2 separate regions of the Homo sapiens genome follow, and region 1 is linked to region 2. Evidence: read pairs that join two places in POLR2A ChIA-PET (ENCODE). Cell type or tissue: GM12878. All regions are shown on one strand. Each heading gives the region's core, and the rest is flanking DNA. Links, peaks and the distances in the headings are about the cores only.

The links. Peaks named below come from ENCODE experiments on the same cell type or tissue, not always from the same donor. Only the 100,000 strongest peaks of a DNase experiment are listed, where the experiment ranks them.
Region 1: POLR2A ChIA-PET joins it to region 2 with 5 read pairs; 3 of 35 experiments call an interaction of 5 or more read pairs at or near these places.

The regions. Positions count from the first base shown.
Region 1 is chrX:85,489,098-85,497,135 of GRCh38, reverse strand. No RefSeq gene overlaps it. Among named protein-coding and RNA genes, the nearest start is that of POF1B, 110 kb to the right of the region's middle. In GM12878, for the core only: no CTCF peak of the experiment used is centred there; a DNase peak (open chromatin) is centred at 4,235; H3K4me3 peaks cover 460 bases.
Region 2 is chrX:85,087,891-85,095,507 of GRCh38, reverse strand. APOOL (apolipoprotein O like) reads right to left here. Exons shown (of 9, transcript NM_198450.6): 9 at 2,193-7,617. SATL1 (spermidine/spermine N1-acetyl transferase like 1) reads left to right here. Exons shown (of 8, transcript NM_001367857.2): 5 at 512-592; 6 at 1,279-1,380; 7 at 2,283-2,323; 8 at 2,947-3,224. The coding sequence ends at 3,117. Among named protein-coding and RNA genes, the nearest start is that of APOOL, 88 kb to the right of the region's middle. In GM12878, for the core only: no CTCF peak of the experiment used is centred there; no DNase peak of the experiment used is centred there.

The DNA of each region.
Region 1 (8,038 bases), core at 2,574-6,573, 400 kb before region 2:
TTACTCCTTAACTTTTTCATGGGCAGATTTTTATCCTTAATGGGTGGGAACATACGGAATAGGCAAAGTCCTACAATGAGGTATCTATAAAAATATAATATAGGAACATGTAAGGGGAGGAAAAAAGCTCCTGAAGGAGGTTGCAACTTCATTATGTAGTGCTCTGAAGAGCTGGATCATGACTGTCAGCCATACCCAGCATCTGTGTGGGTAGTCTAGGTTAGGTTTTACATAACTAGGTGTAGCTAGTATGCTTTAGGAGATGACCTCTTTGTGGTCCACTTATAGCAGTACCATATCCAGGTCCTAAAATTTAATTGAATTATTTTGTCTTATGAGATCTACTATTTCAGTATATTGTTTCAAGCTTCAGATGGATCTTTGCTTGAGTTCGAGTTCTGTCACTTAAAACTGTGTGACCTTGTAAAATTAATTTAGCCTGGCTTATCCTCAGTTTCCTTATCTGTAAAATGCAAATAATTACATTACCTACCTCACATAATTGTTTTGAGGATTGAATGAGACACTGTGTTTCAAAATCACAGCACAGAGCCTGAAGTATTGTAAGCAATCAGTTTTGTTAGCTTTTATATCATCCTCTTCCCTGTGATCTCTGTCATTTCTGTTTTCTGGGACCAGAGATTCATAAGAGAGTCAGCACAGCTTCAAACAGTAACTTTTCTCTACAAAACAGAGACTCCTTCTGAAACCAAGTAAGATCCTATAAGATGGAAGTGCTAAAATCAAGCACTTAGCACAGAAAATGAAGCAGTAGGTAAATTAGCTGGTGCTTTCTGATGCCTATACCTGGGCTTACATTAAAGTGTTATAATTAGACACATTCCCAACGTTCCCAGTTGTTGCCACTATTCAATATTTTTCAGATATTCACATTAAATATCTTTGGCAGTTAGGCCAGGTTTATATTTCAATATGAAAAACCCATGATCACTGTGGGAGAATCCAATGAAGACTCCAAATCTTTAAAAAAGTGTGTTAGGGCCTTTTGTAATTAGTTTTGGATATTTTGGGAAGAGATGGGGAGAAATGATCCTGGGAAAAAGGTCATAGCTAAGATATTCTAAATGTCACAACATAAATTTTAATGGGTTGACAGGAGTGTCACCTGGAATTCTCATGATCACAGAAAATAACCATAATTAAGTGTTTCACAATGCTCGATGTAGACACACCCCTAATGTCCTTGTTTTCTCCACTGCATCTTATTTCCTAATGAGGTCTAGGCAGGAAACTCTGGATGTGGAGGTCCATCGCTTGGTGGTTGAGAATACTTGAGATCTATCTGCACAAAATTATGACACAGATAACTTTTGTGTTACAATTCATAGCCTTCTCATTTCCTTTTGGAAAACTTTTTTCCTCAGGTAGCCCATATCTTTTTGCAGCCTTTTCACTGTTTGTTCTTCTGAATTGTGTTTTCTTCCCAAGGTATCGCTCAGCTCTGAACCTCTTTCCATCTTTCCGTCAAAGAAATCCTTAACCTCTTCTTTCTCTTATTCCTGTAGACCTTAGTAAATGAGAAAAATAAAATCAATCACCAGTTATTATTAATGTCTACTAATGAAATGATTCTTAAATACTAATCTGCAGCATCAAATCACCTGAATAGTGTGGCAGGTATGTAGACTCCAGGGCCTCAGAGGAGACATACTGAATCAGAAGCTCTTAGAATAAGGTCTACAAGTCTGTACTATAAACAGATTTCCCAGATGTGTCTAATGCGTAGCCCTGTTTGAGAACCACTGTGAATATATTGGGGGAATAATGACTTGTCACAAGTGACTTCCAGAAAAAGTAATGCTGTAAATCAAAGGAGGAGTTCTTGGGTGGTGGCAAGCTACTAGAGAGGCTATATTCTCGGTGAGGATGTCACTGAAATAAAATTTCTTGAGTCATTCATACTTTCTATTATAGATGGTGCCTGAGTATTCATCAGCCTTTTTGAGCTATTAGAACATTCCTCAACCTTCCTGGTACCACTTGGGAGATACTTAAACCTCTTCTTTCTCCCTACCATTTTCCTAAGGATGTAGCTACTGACATGATTCATATTTGCCCTCTGCAACCCTTTAGTTCTGCCAGAGACCTCACCATATAAAACTAAAGAACCCTTTATATTCATAGTATAGATCTCACACATGGCTATTATATAATTAGAATTATTTTGCTTCCCCAAGTCCCCATCCTCATGGCACAATTACTATGCAATAAAATATATTATAGTAATTCTGACAGATAAATGCAAGTTGAAATAGGGTAGACAACTCAACAAGTGGGTTAGTGATGGAACACAGAAAATATTGGAATCCCGTCTACCTAGTATTCAACCCATACTACATAGTTTTTCAGATTCAATCAAATTTCTCAGCTTCAATCAAGAGGGTGTTAAGTGTTATATTTCAATATTTATAAGGATAAATTCATAATTTAAGCCTGTATTAGTTGTGTTGGGCTAATTGATATTACTTTCCATTTGAGGGAAAAAGATGAAACACTGGGAGGTAAAAATTTTTTAATCTGGTGACATTTAAAATTGTCCTAATTCCATGCCTTCTATAATTGACAAAAATTTGATTACAGATGAGGGTAAACAATATAATCATTTTTCTTTTCCTCTGGGCAATGCAAATTTCAATTACCAGCCTTAATGAAAATTTTAAATATCTTGGGGAAAGTAGTTAATTCAATGCAGTTTTATAATAATCTACTGAATATTTATCTCAATTTGCAGATTTTTCAAGTTACTGTGGTTTCCATTAGTTTGTCAGTGTTATTAGATTCCTTTTTTCAATTCTTTTACTTTTTCACATATAACTTCTAGACTGTTTATTAGCAATAAAACTTACACAAAGAAAGAAGGCCACTTCTGATTGTAGAAGTTGTTTTAAATGACATTGTTATTGACTCAGAATCTGTCCACGTATTGAGTTCTTCCAAAGCCACATTATTTTTGTAACTATAACAGAAAAATGATCTCAATGAGAAAAATAAGACTCCGAACATAAAGTATTAGCCTTAATTTGCAAATTGTTCATTGAGTGTAACATGTATAACCAGACTAAGTCTTTTGTACTTTGTGGTTCCTATTGTGTAGGAATAATGTAAATAGAGCTATAAAATGTTGTAATTACAATAAAGTTGTCAAGTGTTGAGTCATTGTATGTGTAACTTTTTAATGACTTATGCTGCTTTTGAAGGGAATGTTTTCAGTATTCATTAGTAATAAACTTCCGAAGGCTTGAAACAACTTTTTTAAAGACTAGAGACTTGGGATAAATTATGTTAAATAATTTGTTTCACTATGGTAACCTTTAGACTATCTATATATATCGAATAGCATCACATTGTATACCTTAAATATACATGTTAACATTTATTTTTAAAAAATTATATCAAATAATATCAAACATAGGCAAAGCTGGTAAGTTGCCGTAGTAGTAAACTTAAGTATTAATAACTATAAAATGAGACTTGGAAAAAGTCTGCATTCACTGTAAACTACAGGTCCATCAAGGAATTGGAAGATCCAACTATTTCTCAGCACCCTGTCTCCACTCAAACCACAAAAATAATAGGATGAAACTCGGCTTATTTTTGTGTAAAAAATTCATTTCCCCAAATCCCATATTTTGCCTCAGATCAAGTGAACATATTCCTCTGTATTTCTCCAGTCTCCCAATAATGCCATCATGTCGTGACTAGCAAAACTCCAATAAGTTAAAAGGACATTTTCCTCCTCACCTTACCCGCAGAATTTCTCTTCTGTTTTTTAGCTTATTTCTTGCAAAATAGCCATAACTTTTATATCATCACGGTTTATCAGCTGTCTAATCAACCATTAGAGCTCATTCTATCAGAAAAGGAAGGAAAAGCAAACAAGCAACCAAAGTCTGAGCTTTTTGCAAAATTGTATTTTTCAGTACCTCTCAATAAAATATTCAACACTCATGTAAGATCAAACAAACTATACTCAGACTATGTCAGGGATTGTAATTTGTTTACTAAGTCTACTACGCATGCACACACACACACACACACACACACACACACACACGCACCACTCCCCACAACGACTTTCATACTATTACATAGCCCAGTGATAATGAAAGAGGAAGAATCTTTTTAGTCCATACTTAGCATCTATTTTTCCAACTTTAGCAGACACACATCAAATCTGAAACTGATAATAGTCAAAGGTCGATAGAATTGGTTTAATTTACATTAGAAGTTCACTTATTTACATTAGAAGTTCACTTATTCATGTTCAAGTTTAACTCCAGAACTTAATAAGTTTTGGCAGAGATCAAAGAGTTAACCATAAGTATACAAGCTGCTGCTCCTCCCCCAATCCTCAAACCAAACAAACCAAAGCCAGTTGCTGACAATGCAGAGTATGAATGCACCCTATCTCCACTCCTATTTTCCCTTCTGTTTTCTCATAGTGCTCTCTTCTGCTTATTTGTTCTGCAATGTGGAGTAAGCCTAAGTGCTCTCAATGAATACTCCCTTTGCCGAGCCCTTGTTAGTGCTCTGTTTCATATCTTTTTTTTCTTTCTTTCTTTTTTTTTTTTTTTTTGAGATGGAGTCTTGCTCTGTCACCCAGGCTGGAGTACAGTGGCGCTATCTTGGCTCACTGCAAGCTCCGCCTCCCGGGTTCACGCCATTCTCCTGCCTTAGCCTCCTGAGTAGCTGGGACTACAGGCGCCCACCACCACGCCCGTCTAATTTTTTGTATTTTTAGTAGAGACGAGGTTTCACCGTGTTAGCCAAGATGGTCTCAATCTCCTGACCTTGAGATCCGCCCGCCTCAGCCTCCCAAAGTGCTGGGATTACAGGCTTGAGCCACCGCACCCGGCCTGTTTCATATCTTTAAGCAGGAAAGAAAAGCATAGTATTAAACATCAGAAACCCCAAATTTGAAGCCCTGTATTTGATTTTTAAAACCTTACTCTTCATTTGTCTGTCGACCTCAACCTTTCTCTGCTATAACTAGATGTTTTTAGACAATCACGATGGTTTCTTCAGACTCTAGCATTCCATGATTTGCAAGTGTTTGTTTGCTTCACTTGCTTACTGTGGTTTAATTTCCAGTTTTCTCTTTTCTCTCTCTTTGTAAATGGCTAGGTTAAACAATGGAATATCAAGAATTGAAAGCTTACTTCTATTGTGAGCAGGACTTATATTCTGAATAAATGAATTTGCAAAACAGACAACTGCTGTGCAGGGTAAAATAATATTATCACTTCAGTAAATAATATCATCACCTCAGTAAATGATGACCTTCAATTCATAGAGGCTCTTGATTAAAAAGCCCACAAAACCAACACACACATACACACACACCCACAAACACATTCACAAATATGAACCACAATAGCCAATGAATGTAGTGAGAAAAAATATCTTAGGATACAAATTAACAAATACTTGAGACCTGTGCTACAGGAGACTGGCCCTGGACAACTCTCATCTAATCTACTTTTTACTTCGTGTTGGAAGGCAATTGTGGTTTTAAGGTCAGGATGGCTGTCATAGTGGACGGGGGGGTACTCCAGATATCTTAGTGATGATGGTGGTGGTAATGGTAGCTGATAGCAGTTACCATTTATTGAACAAATGTTATGTACTAGTCAGTGTGCTAACATACCTGGTAAATGGTAATATCCTTATTTTACAGATAAGTAAGCTAAAGCTCAGGAAGACTAAGTAAACTTACCCAGAGTTACAAAACTATTAAGCGACTCTGCTATTACTGTGATTTGGGGAACCAGTAATGCATTAATCTGGTCTGTGTATAAGACTCAGAGTGAGGGATGCACAGGAATATAAACCAGCCAATTGTTCCTCAGGAATCTTTTCTATGCCCTTTATTTTTCTCTCTCAGAATTCCTTATGGTATAAAGTTTATCCATTTTTTTGAGAGTTCTGATGTCAAAGTCTTCAGACACCTTTCCAAACTCTCTCTTTCTTCCATCAATTTTTCTTTCTGTCTCTTTGACTCTTCCTCAGTTTCCCTCTGTCACCACATGTCTCTGCATCCCTCCTAACATCTCTCCACCACACTCCAGAGTTTTGTTTAGTGAGAGAGAAAGCCTGAAGTGACTAGGCTGAAAAGGCAAATGAATGTGGGACTCAGAATGACACCAGCCTCTAAACCCAGTGGGAAATATCTGTGGACATGCAGCTGTGTGTAACTTTCTTTACACTGGCTGTTTAAAATCCCACGGCAGAACACATTCCCATGCTCTGAAGTATCAGCTGCTGTTTTCTGTTTGTTGTTGTTTTTTGTTTGTTTATTTTTTGAGATGGAGTTCTGCTCTTGTTGCCCAGACTGGAGTGCAATGGCACAATCTCCACTCATTATAACCTCCACCTCCCGGGTTCAAGCGATTCTCCAGCCTCAGCCTCCCGAGTAGCTGGGATTACAGGTGCCTGCCACCATGCCCGGCTGATTTTTGTATTTTTAGTAGAGACGGGGTTTCACCATGTTGGCCAGGCTGCTCTCGAACTCCTGACCTCAGGTGATCCACCTGCCTTGGCCTCCCAAAGTGCTGGGATTACAGGAATGAGCCACCATGTATGTGTGTGTGCGTTGGCAGAGGAGGCATTTATATTTACCATAGCTCTGACACTCCCCAAAATCTTTTCTTTAGCACCACCTGCCAACCTTAGGAGGTCAGCTCTAAATGACTGCTTAAGATGTTTCCATGGCTGGCTTGGGCATGTCAAATACCACAAATTCTATTGATAACACTTTATGTTTAATAATGATACTTTCACCACAATTCTAGATAGGCAATTTTGAATCTTCATAAGGAAAACTGTTACAAGATTCCAGGCTCAGATTGTAGTGGTCTAATTTTTTTAAGTTGGGGGGGGGATAGTTTTCCTTGGGTCTTGTGGTCCTATCTCTTTAAAAATTATCATGACATGGGAAAACAGGTGATCGCATTCATCACCAGAAAGAGTGTAAATGGGTACCTTTTTTCTGAATGCCTATGATGTAATATATATCAAAATCCTTAAACACATATATTTCTTACCTTATCAATTAGCTTTCTAGGAATTTATTAGAGGGCAGGGTTCAGCAAGCTATGGCCTGCATGCTAGATCCTACCCTCTTCCTGTTTTGTAAATAAATGTTATTGTGATACAGCCATGCTAATTCATTTACACATTGTGACTGCTTTTACATTTTAACAGCTCAGCTGAGTAGTTGTTACAGAGACTGTATGGCCTTCAAAGCCTTAAATATTTATTATCTGGCCATCTACAGAATAATTTTGCCAACCTTTGGTCTAGGAGGATGATTAAGAATATGTACAAGAGGGAGTTCTCCAAAGATGGCTGACTAGAAGCAGCTGTGGTGTGTGGCTCTCATGGAAAGGAATGAAAGGGGTGAGTAAATACAGAACCTTCAACTGAAACATTCAGTTACTTGCATTGGGACTAATCAAGGAAAACAATTTAACCCAAAGAAAATGGAGAAAAGCAAGGCAAAATAATGCCCCACCAGGGAGTGACATGAAGCCAAGGGGGCTTCCCCAACCCAGGGAAGTGGTGAGTGAATGTGTGACCTTGGGAAACCATGCTTTTCCCATTGACCTTTGCAACCCTTGGGTCAGGAGATTCCCTCATGAACCCCCCCACCAGGGCCTTCAGTCTGACACACAGAGCTATGTGGAGCTTTAGTAGAGCTGCTACTCAGGCACACGTGGAGATTTAGGAGGTTTACATACTCCAGCTCTGGGCTTCCTGGCAAAAGTAACTGCAACTCCGGCAAAGTGGGAGGTGACACCTCCATACATACCCCTAGAAAAGAGGCTGAACAATGTTCATCCAAGAGATGAACAATGATGGCCTGCAGGCCCCACTTCCACAGTGCCTCACAGGATAAGACCCACTGGCTTGGAATTCCAGCCATCCACCACCAACAGTGTTGCACCTGCCTGGGATGGAGTTCCTGGGGCATGGGACGAGCCTCCATCTTTGCCGTTTGGGTGACTCAACCATTCCA
Region 2 (7,617 bases), core at 49-4,048:
TTCCCCTGTATATATGTTTTTAATTCCCAAATGTCTCACAAAACAGGGCAGCTCCTTTAAATCTCCTGGAAGCCACTTCAGCTCGTGGGGGTTGGAACAATGGCAGTTAACCTCCAAGTCGTCACCTCAGTGATCAGAGTAACAACACACAGTCAAAACACAGAACTTCAGTATTTTGAGGACAAGAGGTTTATTGGTCACCCTTGCTCCAGCAAGCTGCTACAGAAATACAGGTTGCTGTTCCCATGGAGTAGAGGGTGCTGAGTGTTGGGTAGCTGCCACCTCACTGATGGCTGAATTTGATCCAAATTAACTGCAGTTGACCAGCCAGGCTGTCTCCTGTAAGTTGCAAATGTTCAGATAAACTCCAGAGTTCCAAAATATTCACTTCAGTTTCCGCCAATACAATTGCTATCCAGGTGGAGAGAGAAATTCCTAGTGCTTCCTATCCACCATCTCCTTCTCTCTGCTATAAACTTTCTGACATCCTATATATGAATTGATATTTCAGATTTACTCAGAGATGGCTTTGGGGACAATCCCCTTTTCTACTGCCTGATTGCAGAAGTAAACGATCAACAAAAACCATCAGGTAGAGTAAACCTTTCTTCTCCAGTTCAATCTGGAGTATATTTTTTCCATGCTGAAAAATAGTACAGTTTTGTAGCATATAATTACTATTAAGCAGAAGAGAATGTGTATAAACCCAGTTTTTTTAAAGAAAATGCATGGTATGTACTTATGTTTGTATAAACATTATTATTAAGAGACAGGGTCTCGCTCTGTCACCCAGGCTGGAGTGCAGTGGCATGATCATGACTCACTGCAGCCTCCAACTAAACTCCTGTGCTCAAGTGTCTCAGCCTCCCAAGTAGCTGGGACTACAGACATGTGCCACTATGTCCAACTAATTTAAAATTATTTTTTGTAGAGACAGGGTGTCACTATGTTGCCCAGACTGGTCTCAAACTCCTGAGCTCAAGCGACCCTCCCGCCTTGGCCTCCCAAAGCACAGGGATTACAGCCATGAGCCACTGCGCCCAGCTAAAATTTTTTGGAAGATCGTACACCACACTATAAAAGGAGGGCTTATATCTTAAAGGTTGTATTTTAAGGGACTTAAGTCCTCTACACTATATGTTTTTGTATTGTTATTTTTTTCCAGTGAGCATTTATTACTTTAATAGTTAAACAAACGCCAAAAGACATTCAATTTGGGGGTAAAGAACTGGCTAAGATTCAACCAACCTTTCTACACCCTTTCTTCTCCCTTCCTAGGCAAACTGACTGTTGGATTTGCCATGTACTACTTTACATACGACTCATGGACTGGCAAGGTACTTTACCTAGAGGACTTTTATGTCACACAAGCTTACCAAGGTAAAACTAAAATTTATGATATTACTTTTAAATACTTTAAAAATTAAAGTGACATATTTTAAGGAGATAGGGCTTTACTATACATACGGTGTTTTAGTTAATGTAACTTATTGCTACTTAATGAGTTTGATCACTATCCTAATGAGTTTGATCTAATCTGTGATTGTGAAGACTCAGTCACAGATTAGAAAAACATTTTATTAGTTCCTCTCAAGGTTTGAATAAGCCAAGCTATCACATGGCTATATATTTTTTTATTTTGTTTTTGAGACAGGGTTTTCTGTCACCCAGGCTAGAATGCAGTGGTGTGATCACGACTCATTGTAACCTCAACCTCCTACACTCAAGCAATCCTCCCACCTCAGCCTCCCAAGTAGCTGGGGCTACAGGCATGTGCCACAGCACCCAGCTAATTCTTTATTTTTTGGAGAAACAGGGTCTGTGTTGCCCAGGCTGGTCTCAAACTCCTGGGCTCAAGTGATCCTCCTGCCTTGGCCTCCCAAAGTGCTGGGATTACAGGTGTGAGCCATCGTGCCATCACATGTGTGAGCCATCGTGTGAGTATAGGCCACACAGCTATACTTTTATCTTTAAAAAATGCTTTCACATTTTAGGTGGTTTTCAGTAAAAACAGCTAAGAAATATACCGTTATAAGACAATAGTGGCAGAGACTCACTTCTTCACTGATCTTTAAAATAAACCCAAACTCTTCTATGACCTTTGGTACGTCATTCCAATTAGGAAAAAGGGATATGAAAGCATTCACGAGTTGTGTTTCCAGAAGCTATTAATAATATACAAAAAACAGATACAGAGTTTTAGATATTATTTATTTTAAACTAAAGCAAATAACAAGTTAAGTGAAATTTGCAGTTTTCACTTTGCATTGTCTATTTAAAAGGCCTAGGTATTGGAGCTGAAATGCTGAAGAGGCTAAGTCAGGTATGTATTACAATTAGTATTGATATTCTATACATTAACCTTTTCTTAATAAATATTCACAGGGCATAAATTAAATCATTAATCTCACCATTTGAACATAACCCCAACATATACTTCAAATTTCTACCCAAATTAAACTGGATTTTCAAATCAGATGATCATATACAGTATATGAATTATAGTCAATTAAAATTGATTTATATATAATCCACAACCACACTATACACCCTTTTTGCTATCAAGGGAAAGTAAGAAGGAGGGAGATTAGAAAGCATTTTTATTCAAAAACACAGGCTCACAGTATGAATATTACAAGACTATAAAAGCAAGATCTTCTTGTATTTTGGAAACATATGAGAACATGTGTTCTTTTAGGTACACCTTTTCTGTATGATAAAGGCTTTGCAAATCAGTTTTGAGATTTTAAAGAGGGCTTTAAAGCTCAGAACAGTGAGACTTTTTTCTTTTTACAGCTATAGAAAAGTTCAAAAGGTAACTACTATATTTGGAAGTATTATTCACACATAGTGTCTTGCATAGAGTAGACCTTCAATAAAATATATGTGTTAACGAAGATTATACTTTCAAATGAAAGTAATATTTGCTTGTTTGTTTTTAAACAGATAGCCATCACAACTCAATGTAACTGCATGCACTTTCTTGTCGTCATTTGGAACCAGGCTTCTATCAACTACTATACTAGTCGAGGGGCTTTAGACCTTTCCTCTGAGGAGGGCTGGCATCTCTTCAGGTTTAACAGAGAAGAACTCCTGGACATGGCATGGGAAGAATGAAAGAGGCTTTGTAACAACTCATCCCAACACAGCCTCCAACATTTGACTGTCACCTGAGTCTAACAGCAGTTTGACTTTGTTGTACAATACAGCAAGTGATCATCACATTCTTGTTTGAGCAGATCTTTTATTTTGAAACAGATTTTGTAGCTCTAGTCAACTTTCCATTATCCAAACCAATATTCTAACGGCTAGTAGCAGTAGTGATAATCCAAAAGAGCAGATAATTTAAAAGTCACTTATACTTAGCTTTGCGCTATTTTTTACCTATCATATTTCATCAAAATTAAGGTGCTTTTCACAATTTGACATATCTGATGTCGGGATAAATGTAATGATCAACTGGCAGCATTTTTTGTTTGTTTGTTTTTAGAGGCAGGATCTTGCTATGTTGCTCAGGCTGGTCTCAAACTTTTGGCCTCAAGCAATCCTCCCACTTCAGCCTCCCAGACATAAGCAACTCTGCTCAGCATTTTTTTTTAAATTAAAGGTATATGATATGCCTTAGATTTGATGAAATATGGGTGTTTGAATATATTCAGATCTGAGGTTTAAAAAAATTCATTTCAAATACTGGAGATAAATTCTGAAGAGCTTACTTATGAAAAACTAGCAAGTAAACTGCTTCCCTACCTTGAGCAGCTTAAGTACCACTGCCTCCTTGACATCATCCCAGTACTACATTCTATCTCTGAACATCCATAGCTCTTTGGTTGTACTTATCTTAGGGAAGATACCACATACAACACTATATTTCTATGTTTCTCTCTTTCCTAGTAGAGTATAAGTCCTTTGAAATAATTCTAACTTTTGTGTCCTGTGCTGCAACCAGCATAGCAGAACGTGTGAGTTCCTACTACCTACCAGGCACTTCATGGGCATAGAAACTACACAAAAATTATTCAGTGATATCCACAAGGAACCTTGTCTGTGAGAAAATATTAATTACATAAATTGTGTAAAGTACCATATCTGTAAATACCAGCTATCACTTGCTAGTTTTTCATAAGTAAGCTCCTCAGAATTTATCTCCAGGATTTGAAATGAATTTTTTAAAACCTTGGATCAGATCTCAAACACACTCATATTTCATCAAATCTAAGACATATTATATACCTTTATTTTTTATTATTTATTTTTTGAGACTGAGTTTTGTTCTTGTGCCCAGGCTGAAGTGCAATGGCACGATCTCGGCTCACTGCAGCCTCCACCTCCCGGATTCAAGTGATTCTCCTGCCTCAGCCTCCCAAGTAGCTGGAATTACAGGCATGAGCCACCACGCCTAGCTAATTTTGCACTTTTTGCGTGTTTTTAGTAGAGACAGGGTTTCACTATGTTGGTCAGGCTGGTCTCAAACTCCTGACCTCAGGTGATTCACCCACCTTGGCCTCCCAAAGTGCTGGGATTATAGGTGTGAGCCACCATACCCGGCCATACCAAATACCTTCATTTTTTTAAAAAAGGCTGAGCACAGTCACTCATGTCTGGTTGGCTGAGGTGGGAGGATCGCTTGAGGCCATGAGTTTGAGACCAGCCTGGGCAACATAGCAATACCTATCTCTAAAAGACAGAACATCTAAATTCTACCCTGGAGGATTGAGAAAGGGAACATGACACTGGAATTGGACTTGTAGGATGGGTAGAAGTTAGAATGTAGAGCAGGATAAGATGGAAGAACATTCTAAGAGGACACACTAGCACAGGCAGAGAAAGAGGCAATAATGAGCAAAGCATGTTCAAGAAACAAATGGTATGTCATAAAGACAATATAATACACATTAGCAGTAGGGTGGGTAAGGAGAGGGAAGATAGGATTAGAAGGTAAGCTGGAATCAGATATGAAGGGCCTTGTATATCAGACTAAGGAGTTTTGATTCTGCAGGCAATGATGAGCCACTAAAGATTTCAGAAAGACAGCTATTCATTATAGTTGTCAAGACAACTATATCATAATAGACAAATGGGTTAGAAGAATAGGGTAGTAGATACTGTATGTTAGCTTTAATTCAGCACCTGTTCCCAACCCCTTACCCCTTGCCTTCCTCACCACAGGGGAAAAGAAACATGATTTCCCTATTCCCTATCTTCCTTGAGCTAAGTGTGTGGCTATATGACAAGTACTGGTTGAGATATACACAGAGGTCTTCTGAGGAGATTCTAAGAAAGCATTTACTTTTCTGGTAAAAGGGAGTCAGACGCATCTTGTGTACATTTTTATCTGCTATTTCCTACTTTGAATGTGTATCTGCTCCCTGGAGGTACAGCAGACATCTTGTGACCATGAGGTGACAAACCAGCATGCTGTAGAGGACAGAGTGGAAAGAGAAAAAGTCTACGTCCTTGATAGCACCAATGAGCCACTGTCCCAACCCTATACTGCCTAATTCTAGGCTATAAATAGGATAGGCCTTTTTTTTTTTTTTTGCTTAAGCTAATATTAAATATTTGTTTAACTAGTTTACTGTCACCTGCAAGCAGAACATATTCTGAAATGAGAGACAGCAAGATTGACAGTGAGCAAATTAGCCTGAAGGCTATTACAGTAACCCAGAAAAGTGATGATGATGACTTGAGGGAGAGTAATTATAGGATTAGAGAAGACAGAATAGATTTGAAGGAGCGGGAGGTAGAGACAATTTTGTTTTAGGCACATTGACATTGGCATATCTATGGGATGTTAGGTGAATATAACTAGTAAGTAGAAATAAAGGTCTACAGCACTAGAGAGATATGGGGGTTGAAAATATGAATAATAAAACAAATGGTGCCTGAAGCCAGTGAAGTCTGTTAAATGAAAAATGAGTGTGCATATAGAATGAGAAAATAGGACTAGGGATGAAACTTGAGCAGCCTCAGCATTTAAGGGATTCAGAGCAAGAGAAGAAAAATGAAGAATAACAAAAGCAGGAAAAATAGAGAGCAAAGGGATAAGTGAGTCTCAAGGAGAGAGTGGTGAAGAGTCAATAATGACATAAAAATTCAAGTAGGGGCTGGGTGCGGTGGCTCACGCCTGTAATCCCAACACTGTGGTAGGCTGAGTCGGACAGATGCTTGAGCTCAGGAGTTCGAGACCAGCCTGGACAACATGGTGAAACCCTGTCACTACCAAAAATACAAAAAATTAGGCATGGTGGCGGGTGCCTATAGTCCCAGCTACTTGGGAGGGTGAGATGGGAGGATTGCTTGATCCTGGGAGGTGGAGGTTGCAGTGAGCTGTGTTTGTGCCACTGCACTCCAGCCTGGGCAACAGAGCAAGACCCCATCTCAAAAAAAATTAAGCAGGTATGGAGGCCAGAATGTCACAAGACAGAGAGGACTTGAAAGTAGGGAAAAAAGGGACAATATTTACTTTTGTCAAAAAGTAACAATTACTTTTTAAAGAAGTATAACAATTATAGGAAGGAGAGAGAAAAAATAGTTCAAGGGAAGAGGCCAAGTTAAGGAAAGGTTTTTGTCTTGTTTTGTTATTGTTGATTTAAGACAGAGAAGACCTGCAGCTATGTAGAGGTGGAGGAAAGAAACTACAGTATCTACTACCCTATTCTTCTAACCTATTCTTCTAATTTGCTCACTGTAAAAAGAGAAACCGAAGACTAGAAATTAAACAGGGTGGAATATGGTCTTAGATGGGAAGGAATGAGGTCAAGAACACAAAGAGAAGCATGTCTTAGAAAAGGGGGATGCATGGCTGAAAAGAGGTAAGTCTTGAAGGTAGATGGGAAGAAGTTTTGGGAATGGTCATATCTAATAATTTAGTTTTTTCTCTATGAAATAGGAGGCACAGTCAACTTTGACAGTTCTAAGAGGCTTGAGAAGAATAAAACGTTTGTAATACCTCTTCCAGGGAACACAATAGTAAACCACTTAGGAACCAGTAGAAGGATTGCTAAGCAGTATTAGGAAGCCTGTGTAGCATATGGCCCTCTCAAATAGGTAGAGATGTTTTTAGATATTTAAGAGGAATTAACATTAACAAAACCAAGGGACAAAGCCAAGCTCAAGTCCCATAAAACATGGATATTTTATTCCAGCTCTAGGAAATGGGAAAAAAAAAAAAAAAAAAAAAAAAAAAAACAGAGGGAAACACACCTTTCCATACACCATTCTAATTTAACTAGCATTAATCTGGGAAAGCTAGAGCAGAAATATATGTTTATATGTATAAATATGTATGTATTTATACATATATATGTATAAATATGTATGTATTTATACATATATGTATAAATATGTATGTATTTATACATATATGTATAAATATGTATGTATTTATACATATATGTATAAATATGTATATGTATTTATACATATATGTATATGTATTTATACATATATGTATAAATACGTATTTATACATGTATAAATATGTATGTATTTATACATACATATATATATATGTATTTTTAGATTTTAATCTCACTAGAATTCATGTCTTCATTTTTTTTTAAGTGCCCTTAAAGGTCATCAAATGCAAGCTAATACTTCTACCTAAGTCTCCTC